2 separate regions of the Mus musculus genome follow, and region 1 is linked to region 2. A link is a loop called in an ENCODE intact Hi-C map of the cell type or tissue named here. Cell type or tissue: gastrocnemius. All regions are shown on one strand. Each heading gives the region's core, and the rest is flanking DNA. Links, peaks and the distances in the headings are about the cores only.

What was found. A loop is a pair of places that touch in the nucleus more often than their neighbours do. Peaks named below come from ENCODE experiments on the same cell type or tissue, not always from the same donor. Only the 100,000 strongest peaks of a DNase experiment are listed, where the experiment ranks them.
Region 1: a loop joins it to region 2, with 2.5 times the contacts of the local background. A loop is called at or near these places in 14 of 42 quality-filtered maps.

The regions. Positions count from the first base shown.
Region 1 is chr9:123,711,067-123,722,214 of GRCm38, reverse strand. It overlaps Lztfl1 (leucine zipper transcription factor-like 1), which reads left to right and starts at 4,590. Exons shown (of 10, transcript NM_033322.3): 1 at 4,590-4,689; 2 at 6,791-6,915; 3 at 9,591-9,785; 4 at 11,119-11,148. The coding sequence starts at 4,687. In gastrocnemius, for the core only: no CTCF peak of the experiment used is centred there; a DNase peak (open chromatin) is centred at 4,532; H3K4me3 peaks cover 1,897 bases; H3K27ac peaks cover 1,158 bases.
Region 2 is chr9:123,795,142-123,797,641 of GRCm38, reverse strand. Fyco1 (FYVE and coiled-coil domain containing 1) reads left to right here. Exons shown (of 18, transcript NM_001110253.2): 16 at 1-125. Among named protein-coding and RNA genes, the nearest start is that of Cxcr6, 10 kb to the left of the region's middle. In gastrocnemius, for the core only: a CTCF peak has its summit at 1,265 (motif pointing right); a DNase peak (open chromatin) is centred at 1,253; H3K27ac peaks cover 371 bases.

The DNA of each region.
Region 1 (11,148 bases), core at 3,286-5,785, 79 kb after region 2:
CCCAACCCACAAAGGACTTCACAGATGAAATATTTGCACTGTGCACACTCTCTCTCCTATGTGCAGATTCCTGCATTGATAACACAGCATAACAGGAGTTTGCCTGTGAGGGAACACTCATCTCCTCAGCAATACAGACCTATGGGGGAAAAACTTGTTTAATTACTTGAAAACACAATGCATAGCAAAGCTATTTTCTCCATGTGCAAGTCCCAGTGTCTACTGCGTATGAAGTAATTACATTTGAGGATATACTACTAAGATGGAGTGTGTCTAGTCCACTGTAGATACTAAATAATGGTGACTTTTGTTATGAGATCAAACAACACTGACCAGAAATGTGAGACATAGCATGATAAAAATGGAAATTTAACTGGGCTTGGACGGGTTCATTTTGAGCAATTGAATCTATCCTAATGGGCTTTGTAAGGATACAGATTATGTTTCCACGCCACTGAAGGGGGGGAAAGAAAAGATGAAGAGCCTGGACAAAGGTGAAGTTGGGCACAGCCAAGCTAGTTGTTAACATTCCTTCTAGGTATCACACAACCATTACCTGGCAACAAACCAGGTTGGCCTAGCTTCCTAAAAAAGGGGCTGTTTGGCCCCTCCCTTCTCTTTAACTCTCTTACTCTCCTACCCACTCTCTGCCCCTTCTCTCTCTGCCCCAACTCTTCCTCTCCCCCCTCTGCCTTTCTCTGTCTCTATTCCCTACTCAACTCCCCTTCCCATGCCCTAAGGTACGCCTCCCATCCCATCATACCCCCATCTATTAAGCATATACTGGCTCTCTTTTTATAAAACATAACACTAGTACCTCCAGACTACCCTCCAATGCCTTGGAGTGCCTCAGCTTACATTCATAAGAACACTGCTGCTGGTCTTAATTCTTCCATGGGCAGATAAATTATCTCTGGATCATCTAAGTAAAGGACTCCTGTGTAATAGTACCAAGCCTCAAGCAAGGCAGCAAACTATCCCTTCTCCTGCTTTTCAATAGTCCTGAGATACCCATGAAGTCCTTGTTGAAATTGGAGTAGAGGAGTTGGGGCGGGGGTGGCAGTGATCAAAACACACAACATACATAGGAGTCTCAGGTAATAGAGTATCATCCTATAAATTTGGGATTGTACAAGTATATCAGGAACACCAGCAAAGTTATCGAACAGCAAACTGAAGAAGAGGTGCAACACCTTCACCTGGACCCCATAAAGAGAAGGATACCCGACAGCGCAGTGGTGACAGCCTCATTGATCTGACATCTGAGCACCTAGTCTGTCTGTCCACTTGCCCATTCACCCATCACGACCTGGTACTTCACTTTACTCTCATGGCCATCATTGTCCTACATCTCACCTCAGCTGCTCAACCCTGAAGATCCTTTCAGCCTGATTCTGTGGTTTGACTCTGCAGTAGATCTGCAATCAATCTGATCTGATCTCACCTTCTCACCCCACTGCCATCCTTGCCAAAATTCTCTTTGCATTCACATTAGCTTCTTGCCTCTTCCTTTCAGTTAGGTCTCCTAGAATTTTGCTATAGCTTCTTTATTTATCTCTTGTAGCTTTTCTGTAACATATACATACATATATATTCATCTATATACTATAGATAGATTTAATGAATGATGTATAATGTATAGCCTAAAAATATTAGTAAAGATTAGAAAAAAGGAAGAGTATTTGGCAAATTTCAGTCAATAAAACTGAAGCTGCTTGTGAATCTATCATTCATAAAAAATTGAAATATTGTGAAAAGATGCATATGTGCCTGTTTCTGACACAGCTTGCTCATGACACTCTCCTAAACAGAAGGCAGAACTTTACCTCTGTGGTGGTGGGTAAGCAGGTAAATATGGACAAGAAAATTCTGTTATCTGTACTAGGATAAGACTTAAAACCCATGGCAGTGATCATGTGGTTATATTCCAGATCTGCCTTCCCCGACTAATCACGGCATGTGGCTTTTCTGAACACATTTTCTCTTCTCTTATCCATTTAACTTATTTCTGCTTTATTTTGTTTTGTTTTGTTCTGACCATTTAACTAATGGATATGTTTTCATTATTGGACCTTTTCCTAAAGATATAGTGTCTTTATAAATTAGCTTTATTCTAAAGGACTTATCTGTTAGCACTTTGTTCTAACAACAAAAGTTTAAGTTCACTTAAGAAATTTGAAAGTCGTGTCTGCAGGTGTGTGCATGCTCATGTATGTGTATACGTGGAAGGGGAGCACAGGTGTGATGTAGTGTTCATGTAGAAACCAGAAGACAATAGTTCTGAACTGGCTCTCTTCTACCATGTGGATCCAGAAAATTGAAGAAGGTAATCAGGTTTGTCAGGAAGTGCCTTCACCTGCTGAACCATCTGGCCAGCCATCAAGTTGATTTTTAAGTAATTAAGCTTAGCCCCTGTGACAATTATGACACTTTCTACCTAATTAATATCATTTAGATAGAATAAAACAGAAAAAAATGAAAGAAGATTCTTGAAATCAGAATTTATTTAATATCCACTGTATTACAACACCTGGCAATAGTCTTTTTTGTCTTGAAAACAGATTTATAGTTTTAAGACTCAAACTTCAAAGCCTCCATCTACCTCTCCAAGCTGTAGATTCTTAGTCTCTTCCTTTATAAGTAGTTCTGGAACCATATCTCTAAAATTCTTCTGCATCTAAAAGCACCCGATTGTGATTCACTTTAAACTTTACTTTGTATTGGCTGTGAAAGACAATCTCAAAATGCACCATCAAAATTAACTTTTGATAACTCAGAGCTAATGTTGAATGTTTGTTCCCTCCTGCTTTAAAGTCTCCCAGGCTCAGAAGGCTGGCAGCTCTGCATGATGTTGGTTTACTCAGTGCCTCCTCGTAAGATACTGCACTGGCCTAGAGTGGTTGTATGTTCACCAATATTTGTGATAACCTCTTCCTATACTTGTCTTTCATAGGACAGTGTCTTTTTTTTTAAAACAGGGCTTCATTATGAAGCCCTGGGTGGCCTTGAACTCACAGAGGTCCTTCTGCCCCTGCTTTACAAGTGCTGGGGTTAAAGGCAAGGCGACCATAGAGGTAGTCATCACTTTGGAACAACGGTTAAACTTGAAGATTTTTTTTTTCATTTTTATTAGGTATTTAGCTCATTTACATTTCCAATGCTATACCAAAAGTCTCCCATACCCACCCACCCCCACCCCTACCCACCCACTCCCCCTTTTTGGCCCTGGCGTTCCCCTGTACTGGGGCATATAAAGTTTGCAAGTCCAATGGGCCTCTCTTTGCAGTGATGGCCGACTAGGCCATCTTCTGCTACATATGCAGCTAGAGACAAGAGCTCCGGGGTACTGGTTAGTTCATATTGTTGTTCCACCTATAGGGTTGCAGTTCCCTTTAGTTCCTTGGGTGCTTTCTCTAGTTCCTCCATTGGGGGCCCTGTGGTCCATTCAATAGCTGACTGTGAGCATCCACTTCTGTGTTTGCTATGCCCGACCTAAAGCTGTACTACAGAGCAATTGTGATAAAAACTGCATGGTACTGGTATAGCGACAGACAAGTAGACCAATGGAACAGAATTGAAGACCCAGAGATGAACCCACACACCTATGGTCACTTGATCTTTGACAAGGGAGCTAAAACCATCCAGTGGAAAAAAGACAGCATTTTTCAACAAATGGTGCTGGCACAACTGGCTGTTATCATGTAGAAGATTGCGAATTGATCCATTCCTATCTCCTTGTACTAAGGTCAAATCTAAGTGGATCAAGGAACTTCACATAAAACCAGAGACAGTGAAACTTATAGAGGAGAAAGTAGGGAAAAGCCTCGAAGATATGGGTACAGGGGAAAAATTCCTGAATAGAACAGCAGTGGCTTGCGCTGTAAGATCGAGAATCAATAAATAGGACCTCATAAAATTGCAAAGCTTCTGCAAGGCAAAAGACACCGTCAATAAGACAAAAAGATCACCAACAGATTTGGAAAGGATCTTTACCTATCCCAAAACTTGAAGATTCTAATGACTCAAGTTAGACTTCATAAGTGAAAACTTCCGCCAGGGAGATCAGGACGTTATTCCACAACCTTCTCCTGGCGAATCTAGTGTTTGTCTCTCTAATTCACTACTCTATATAAACCTATGTTTTTGCACATTTTTTTTCCAAAAAGGTAAAGTTATTCTCTTCTGCCAGCGTTATAAAACAATGCAGATGGAGGAAGGGCGTGCACCAGGGCCAGCATGAGCTTGATAGCCGGATGCAGTCACGCTGAAGCCCTGTTCACTCAGCCTGTTCTTCTCAGAGGTCTGGAACCACCAGCTCTGGATCCCGGTGCCAAAGCCCAACTTCTGTCCTGATTGTAGGCAAACACGCTGGCACCTAAGGCGCTGCTCAGCTCCCCCCCCCCACCCCCGACCGGAAATTTCTCTGTTGCCATTGGCAACGGCAGGCACCGCCCCAGGTTAGCGTGGCAAGAAAAGGTGGGACTTCCGGATCTCAAAGCCAATGTACCCGCGGAAATTAGCCAGTTACGCAACATCATCCGTCACGTGACACTGAGAGCCAATGATAGCGTGCAAGCGAGGGCCCACGTGTCTCCGTTCCCATTGGCAACGCGCGGCTTCTAAACAACCTCCGTTCCTCAGGCCCCGGTGCCGGCCTCCCTGTTTCCTGTCGGATCCGCCGCCACCATGGTGAGTGTCCTGGTCGGGAGAGGCCCAGCCGGGGTGCGGAGGGCGAGCGAGCGAGCGAGCGAGCGGGGCCTCGCCGGGGAGGGAGTCACGTCGGCCGAGCCGCGGGGACAGCTTCTTGCTGAAGCCTTCCTCCGGCCTTGTCGCCTCGTCCTTGGCTGTGGTCTGGGAAGCCCTGGCCGACACAGCCGCACACATTTGCCAGGGTGAAGAATGACGGGCTGGTTCCAACTTTCTGTGTGAACTTGGTTGAATCTAATTTTCTGAAGCACCTGATTTTACAACTGACTAATTATCGGTGCTGTTTTCTTTGTTTGGACGTCTGACGACCATTTGGGTATTAGAGTTCGGGCTTACTTTGAGACAGATAAAACTGAAGCGAAAACGCCAGTCCATCCAACCTTTCATCGTACAATTAATTTAAATAGCTGGGCATAGAGAAGTTATTGAAAGTGAAGCTCAAGTGGGTTGCTGACATATCCCAGCAATCAATTCCTAGTAAGTGTCACTTTGTATACATCTAAACAAAACAGACCATTTCTTAAACCATCCTGAGCTAGGAACTGGTCCTGCTTCTGATGTCAAAAACGAAAAAAAAAAAAAAATTACGCTAGTGGCTTCACAAAAAAGTTAGTACTTGTTTGTGTTCTTACTCTTTTATGTCATTGTGATAACACTTGGAAACCGGGTGTAGATGATTTGTCAAACAATGCACATAAAATAAACACTTTAAGCAATAAGCTCACTCTTTTTTAAAAAAAATTATCCTTTAAAGATTTTATACATTCATACAATGTATTTTAAATCCCCTAGCATCTTCCAGAATTATTGTTTACTTCCTGTCCTGTTTTTTTTAAGCCTACCTAGTCCAATTTATGCTGCACATATACTCATGTGTGTGGGACCATCACCTTCCTTGGGCCACACTCTTAAAAGAAACTGTCTCTCTGCCCTTCATAAATCTTCAGCCGTCAGTAACTGCTCAGCTAGAAGTGCGATCTCATAAACCCCTCCCCGTCTCTGTGCTGGATTGTTGATTGGCACCTTTGTGCAGGTGACCACAGTTGTGAGTTTCTAGGCCAGCAGTTCTGTCATGTCTAGAAGACAGTTTTTGTTGTTGCTGTTTCAAGACAGGGTTTCTCTGTTTAGTCCTGTCTATATTGGAATCCTCTCTGTAGTCCAGCCTGACCTTGAACTCAGATTCACTTGCCTTTGCCTATCTATGCCTCTGCCTCCTGAGTGTATATCTTAGTTGTGGCTAAGCCTATTTATTCTCTGTACCTAAAAGCTGTGAGCTGTGTGGTAGCCACCATCCATTGCACAGAGAAACTTCTCTAACCAGGTCTGAGAGCTGTACTAACTGTGTAGCTTCCCTATTTTAAAACAGCATCTGCCTTATTAAAAAGACTACTGTTTGTTTTCAAGCCAGATAATACTTTTTAAGGTTGTATTTGGTAAGGTTAAGTTTCTGTAGAGATCTGAAAATTAGTGTATTAAGGAATGTAGGCATTTGTTTCCTCTCACACAGCAGCCATTTTATTTAGATTAGTGAGTAGGTTAGTGCTGCTCCCCGAGGTGAGGATAGAGGTCTCATTCATCTTTCTGTTCTTTCAGCCCTGGGGCATAAAAATGTCACGGCTCATCCTAGTTACCTACTCTGTCTACTTTCAGAGACATTAGAGATGACAGGGGTATAAGGTATACCCCATATCTTAAGTCTGAAAAATACCCCACACCTCTTTGTATTTCTTCTTTTCCTGAGAAGTAGTCATGTGATTGTGACCTGAATGTATTTGAGTTGGTAGGAGGACAAAAAGGCAACCTGATATACATCAGTTGCTACAACACCATATATTCATCATCAACATCGTTGTTGGTTATTGTTATTGTTTGAGACTTCGTCTCTGGGTAGCCCTGGCTGTTCTGAAGTTCACTATGTAGATCAGGCTGGTTTCAAAGGCACAGAGATCTGCTTGCCTCTGGCTCCCAAGTGCTGAGATTAAAAGCAGGTACCAGTACACTGGGCCAAACAAAATACCTTGTTTATTTTCATTGTCAGTTCTTCTGTCATAGCCTCTGGACTAACCAGTTCTCTCTTTTTCAGGCAGAGTTGGGCCTAAATGAGCACCATCAAAATGAGGTCATTAATTACATGCGTTTTGCTCGTTCAAAAAGAGGCTTGAGACTTAAAACGGTAGATTCCTGCTTTCAGGACCTCAAGGACAGCAGGTATCAAGAGACTTTAAGGCCCAGTTTCTTAAAACTGCATCATATTAACATCATATGTTCAGTCATATAACTGAATGAATGTGGATTCTTTAAAAATTTGGCGTTAGTAAAAGGTTTAAGATGCAATCACTAAAAATTATTTCATAATTAAATGCAAAATGACTCTGAAGTGTTCTGCCAGCATTTCCCAGTTTTGTCATATGACTTCTGAACACGCTGCAGCCACAGTTCACACTGCCCAGGCCATCATGCCACCCAACACCAATACAAAGTGCCTGAAACTCTTTGGCTTAGACTATTGTATACTTTGAATTACAGTGATTTTACTGTATATGTAAGTATTCTGCTCTTATGGAAATGTAATGTTTTAATTATGACAACGACCTAATAGTTTCTTACCATCATTTCTCAGCAGGTAAATATCAAGTTAGTATATCTCTGGAACCTATTGTGTTGATTCTTTGATTTTAAAAATTGCTATTTGAGGTACTGAGTTGAATTTCATTAAAAACTCATTAAGTGACTTTTGTTTTGGGATTAAGACAATTTCCAACCACTTGTGAAATGGTCATAAATATATTTTTGCCATTTTGTACTATTATTTGTGCAAGGCAGTTTTCTCAGCATTGATAGTTGTAAAATCAAAATATTAATCAACTCTGAAAAATATTAAAGCTGCTGTATCCTGCTTTATCAAATATTCAACCAAGATTTAATTGTTGCTATAAAAATAAGCACATTCATCTCATTATATGAAAAATTAGCTTTCAGCCTTAGTAAATGGCAAATTATATGTATGCCAGAGAAGTGGTTTTAAACAATTTTTTTCTTCAATTTTTCAAAACAGGGTTCTCTTTAACAGCCATGACTGTCTTGGAACTCTATTTGTAGACCAGGCTAGCCTCAAACTCACAGAGATCTGCCTGCCTCCCCAAGTGCTAGGATTAAAGGTGTGTACTACAACACCTGGCTTGTTTTAAGAAAAATTTTTATGATTTTTTTAATTAGTAAATATCTCACCTGTATACTTACTTTATATACATGTATGTGTACCTAGTCATGTGAAAGTTTCTCAAGAAAGAAAGGATCCTAAGTGGATAAATTAAATTCTGATTAATGCTAATACAGAAACCACAGTGGTCACTGAGAGAAACTCCACTAAGTTCCATGGATTTGTGAAATTGAGACATAGTTGTGGGTGATAGTAACAGTCTGTTGTCAGGCATGCACATGGTAATCATTACATACTGGAAAGGTTCAGATAAAAATTGTGACGGGCTTAATTCTATAAAGTTCCATAACTTTAGTTTCTTAAGTGATTTCTTTAAAAAGTAGAGCCATATGACATGACAGTTATGAACTTATACTTTTCATATAGAGCAATTTGGAGAAGGAAAAACAACATAAAACATATACTTGGTAATACCAACATTGTTGGTTGACTTGAAACAAAAGTTGGTAAGTTTTGTTGAAACAACAATGGAAACTAGTTAAACGTTGAGTCACACGTAAGTAGCAAAGGTCTTCAGGATGTCTCTAGCTGTTGTGGAGGTCATCAGCCTTGTACTAGTGTCTGTTCAACCAATTACCTAATCTGGTTTATTAAACCCAATGGATGAAAGCAATGGAACTGGCAAAAATATGGTGAGGTCTATTAAAGAATATAGAAAACATTAACATTTTAATAAAGACTCTAAAATTAAAGTGTTTTTAAGAATGATTAAATTTTTCTAGTTTAACAATGTTAAAGAATTATATGTTAAATACTACTTAGTGAAATGTAACTGTGCTAAAAGTGTTTTCTATTAATTTGAATATGATTATGCCAAGATGTTTGATTTTTGTCTGTTTGGAAGAAAGAAAGAAGAGAAGGTGAGGCTAAGGGTCTGAGGGTGAGAGACTTTAGAGGGGCAAAGCTGGAAGAAACAAAACTCTGTTAGTGTGATACTGTCATTGAGAGTAGGAGGTGTGCACAGGATTTGTTAAGGACTCCACCTGTTGGTCATGTTACTGAAATTGCTGGAGCTAGTAACCCACAGTGGAACCACAGGCAAATCTCTTCCATGCTCCAAGCCCTCTGTACAGTTAGGGATTGAAGACAATGGCTCATCTCCCGAGATTCCTTTCTAACCCAAGTAGCTCCGGTAAGAGTAGATTTGAATGCTGCTGTTGATTAGATATTCATTTCTGTGATTCATAGTGGTACTTTAAAAATGTTAATTTGTGTGTGTGTGTGTGTGTGTGTGTATGTCTAGACTGCTAAGAAAGTTAATATATAACTGCAGTGTTTGTCTCATAGGCATACTAATATTTAAGTAATTCATATGATCATTAAAATGTTAGAGAAGTAACAGAAAGTGGGGGAGTTAAGTGTGACTTTTTAAGTTACTAAATATAATAAGGCTAACTTAGAGGAGTATAAAGTAAAAAAAAATAATATTGTAAAGTTAAAAAAGAATAGGTAAAGGTTTAGGGGATATTTTTCAATATGTAGTTATATTTTAAAATGAACACATTTGAACAATTACTCACATCTAATCATTTTAATCTCTCCCAGAGAGTTTTTCTTGCAATCTTTAATTCTTTAAATGTCATGATGTCGGTCTCTTGACTTCAGTTACATTTTGTAAGTTGCTCCTGTGACTAACGAGCCAATGGTGTCATACTGTTTTCAGGCTGGTGGAGGAGACTTTCACCATTGATGAGGTTTCAGAAGTCCTAAATGGGCTGCAGGCTGTGGTACACAGTGAGGTGGAGTCCGAGCTCATCAATACAGCTTACACCAATGTCCTGCTCCTACGGCAGCTGTTCTCCCAAGCTGAGAAGTGGTATCTAAAGCTACAGACAGACATCTCTGAACTTGAAAACAGGTAAAATTTGTACTTGCAGTTGAGGCCCAACTATGATCTCAAAAGTTAGTGATTACTTTGCTAGTACTTTCCTGGGCTGGGGTGTGCGACACTGGGTAAGGTAACAGCAAGGCACAGTCACTAGATGATTCCTTCCTTGAGGAGCACTCAAAGGCCTCTTAAAGACACTCTGTTTCTACTATCAGTTCCAACTACATGAAACTGCTTTTCAATCTAAAGTACCTATTCCTTAGAGCATCTTTAGTAACATGGTTAATATTACAGTGGTCTTGATTCATTGATCTGCTAAGAAGTAAAGATTAGAACAGTTGAAGATATACTAGAGAATAATTTCCATCTATTCAGCCTAATAGCATTGCAAATTTGTTTCTACATAACTACATTTGAAACCATACACTTAACTTAGGAAATGTAAACTATAAAAGGCTTAAAAATCTTACAGTATTGAAAAGCTCATAAATTCAAAACCTCTAGTAAGATCAATGAAGTTGAAGCTGGTTCTAAGAAATAACATGCCACTTGGACATCATGGTTCACACATACAGTTTCAATTCTTAAGACTGCTTGTGTTATACAGTAAGACCCTGTCTCAAAAATAAATAAATAAACAAACAAATAAATAAATAAATAATTGCCAGAAGTCAAGAAGGACTCGCTGCTAAGCCCTGGAAATTGTTCTCTGAACAGTTTCTCCTCAAGTGGAAAATGATGAGCAGTGCTAAGTACAGTCTTCCAGGAGGGAAGGAAGTTCGTTTGGCTTCTGCAGCTGTCCATTTCTCAGTGGGTGACTGGTGAGAAAATACTGAGTGCTGATGTTTGAAGAAGATAGAAGAGTCGTCTGTACGTAGGAGTATAGTCCACATATCTATCTTGGTAGATTATCAGGGGCTTGCTCACAACACCAGCTTTCATGGAATATGCTAGCATTCTCTCTCAGTAGATACTGTGGACTAAGTCATATCCAAGAAAACTGTACTACAAATCAGACTCTTTCTTAGATGACAGTAAATGTTATGTAATAGGGAAATCACTGCTGTACCTCAGAAATAGAGGGAAATATAAATATCATTCATATAGGTATTAGCATTGCTGTTTATGTCTTACGACACGATATACATATCAAGTACAAAGTACCAAGACCTGTGAATGATTTAAATTGCTTTACAGGGCATGAGATTCTCACCCATTTGTAATCAAATAACAGTTTTGTACCCTCTTATGCTCATCTCCCTAACATGTAATAGGTTGGTTCTTGTAATTTTTTTTTTATTCTTTTATGTTCTAGAAGTCTATTCTCAATGAATATTCTCTTAAATTTGCTTTTATTTTTCAGAGAATTATTAGAACAAGTTGCTGAATTTGA
Region 2 (2,500 bases), core at 1-2,500:
TGATCACCATCACCGTGGCTGAGCCTGGCCTCACCATCAGCTGGGTCTTCTCTTCTGATCCCAAGAGCATCTCCTTCAGTGTGGTCTTCCAAGAGACAGAAGACACGCCGCTCGACCAGTGCAAGGTAGGCCAGGCTCCCTAACTTCCAGGTGCCTGGGCAGACCTTCCCCAGAGCAGGCAAAGCACCTAAAGCTTGATTACCTTGGAGAAAGATGACCCAGAAATCAAGCTCAGGAGAGCTGTCTCCACACAGCTAAAGGTTAGCTCTGTGCCTCATGTGTTCCGTTTGACCTTTGGATAGAGCTGTAGGTAAATCTCAGAGACATGAAAGATACAGGATTCTGTTTAGTGATAACTTTCTCACAGAGCTCTACAGAGCAGGATCGGGATGCTTTGGGAGGTATGAGCTCCATCCCCAGTTATATTGAATGTTCCATGTGTCACCTACAAGGTCAACAGCAAAGGAAGCCCCACTATGATTTGGGCAGTTGAGCTTGATAAAACCCAGACTATTCTAGGTGTAAAATGTTGCCAGTGCAGGACTGCAGTTCTTAACCATGTGGCTGTACACTGGAAACCCATGGAGAGCCTTTAAACCCTAATGCTTAGGCCAAATCTGAAACTACTAAATCAGGGTATGTAGGCAACCTTTAGCAACTCCACTGAGCAGCCCAAATTGAGTAGTTCAGAGGCACAAAAGGGCTGGATAGAGCTTAGGGGGTGCTGGTTCACTGTGGGTTGAGGAAGAGGAATTTCCATGCCAAGCATCTTAGTTCCCATGTTTATAAGACAGAGAGGAATAATAAAGAGTAGAAATGCAAGTTAAATTTGAATCTTGAAAAAGAATGGTAAAGCCTATCAGACACATTGAGCTGGAGCAAAAAGTGAGTTATAGGCAATTGATGTCCTACATAGTCAACTGGCAGAGGCTTTTTTTATCTACTTGGATAGAAATCAAGTATGGGTAGGCAATAGGCTCTTCAGGGCTAATTTTCACTTCTCTGTGTTTGGCAGTAGGCAGATAAAGCAGCACCAAGTGACGCTCTCCTCTGTCATAGTCCTCCTGCAGACCTCAGGTGCCAGGCCCTTAGCTGTATAAGTGTCTCTTAACTACACTACGGGCTTCTCCCGTGCCCTGTTATCTACCCACCAATCATCATGACAGATGAATCTTAGGGACCTGGTTCAGCCAACCTTGTCTCAGACTTCCAAGATGTCCTTCTTGGGTTTAATGGACACCACTGTCCTTTCCCGCAGTGAACACAAGGGGGCATAGAAAGCCCATGTCTAGAATACTTAGCTGTTCCTATGCCCTTCCAGGCCTAGTTCACCAGTCAGCTACAGAAGATACTATTTTTACTGCCTATGGTCCCCTGAAAAGTCATGAGCCTAGATAGCCTATTTCCTAGTCTACATCTTTAGTACCTATTCAGGGGACTTCTCACATGCCCTTAAACAGCCTAGGCCTTTCAGAAAATAGATGGCTGTACACGGGTCTCATAACAACATATAGGAACCTTGTTAGGTCCTTGGACAACTAATAGTTGACTCTTACTGTATCCTGGATTCTGTGGAGTCTGCTGGGGACAGAGAGATATGGGATAACACCCAAATCTGTTCTAAGTATTAACAGAGAGAGGGGGGGGAGAGGGAGAGGGAGAGGGAGAGGGAGAGGGAGAGGGAGAGGGAGAGAGAGAGAGAGAGAGAGAGAGAGAGAGAGAGAGAGAGAGAGAGAGAGAAGGGAATACTGACCAGGGAAGGGGGAACCCCTGTACCTACAGTGAAGGCCACACTGACTAAGACTGTCTCATTGCAAGTTAAGGGGGTTGAATAAAAATAGTCATTTCTGACATCATTTGCTATGTTAGGAGCTCAAAGGACCTGAGAGAGAGAGAGCACTTGATGGGCTATCAAATTAGAACACTGGTATCTCTTCCATCTTCAGTTTTATTTGTTTTTCTTTATTTATTATTGGGGAAAAAAGGGATACATTCATGGCATGTACATTCATGGAGACCAGAGAATAACTTTATAGAATCAATTCCCTCCTTTCACCTTTGTACATGGTTTCCAAGTTATCAGACTTGTAAGACAAGCTCTTTTACCTACTGATCCACTTTGCTAGCCCATATAACTTCTAAGATTAGGCCTGTGCTTTAGCTGATACTCAGGTAGAAGACCTTGTCCCAGTGGCGATAAAGTTGACATCCAAGAATTAGCCCTAGTCCACTCACTGTATGTGCAGATTTGCCCTCTGGGAACAAATTTGTGATTCTGAGAGAATAAACAGGAGTAAGACTCAGGATTGGAAAGATAATTGCATGGACCAGCCAGGACCAGGTAAAAGAAGGGTTCCATGGTGATGCCATGTGAGAGGCCTTGGGTGGAGCCATAGCTGTCTTTCCCAGAGGAAAATGAACCCAGGAGCTTTATAGAGAGCCTGGATGTCAATATGGAAGAAGGACTCAGTGTCCTATGAGTACCAAGGACAGCACTAGA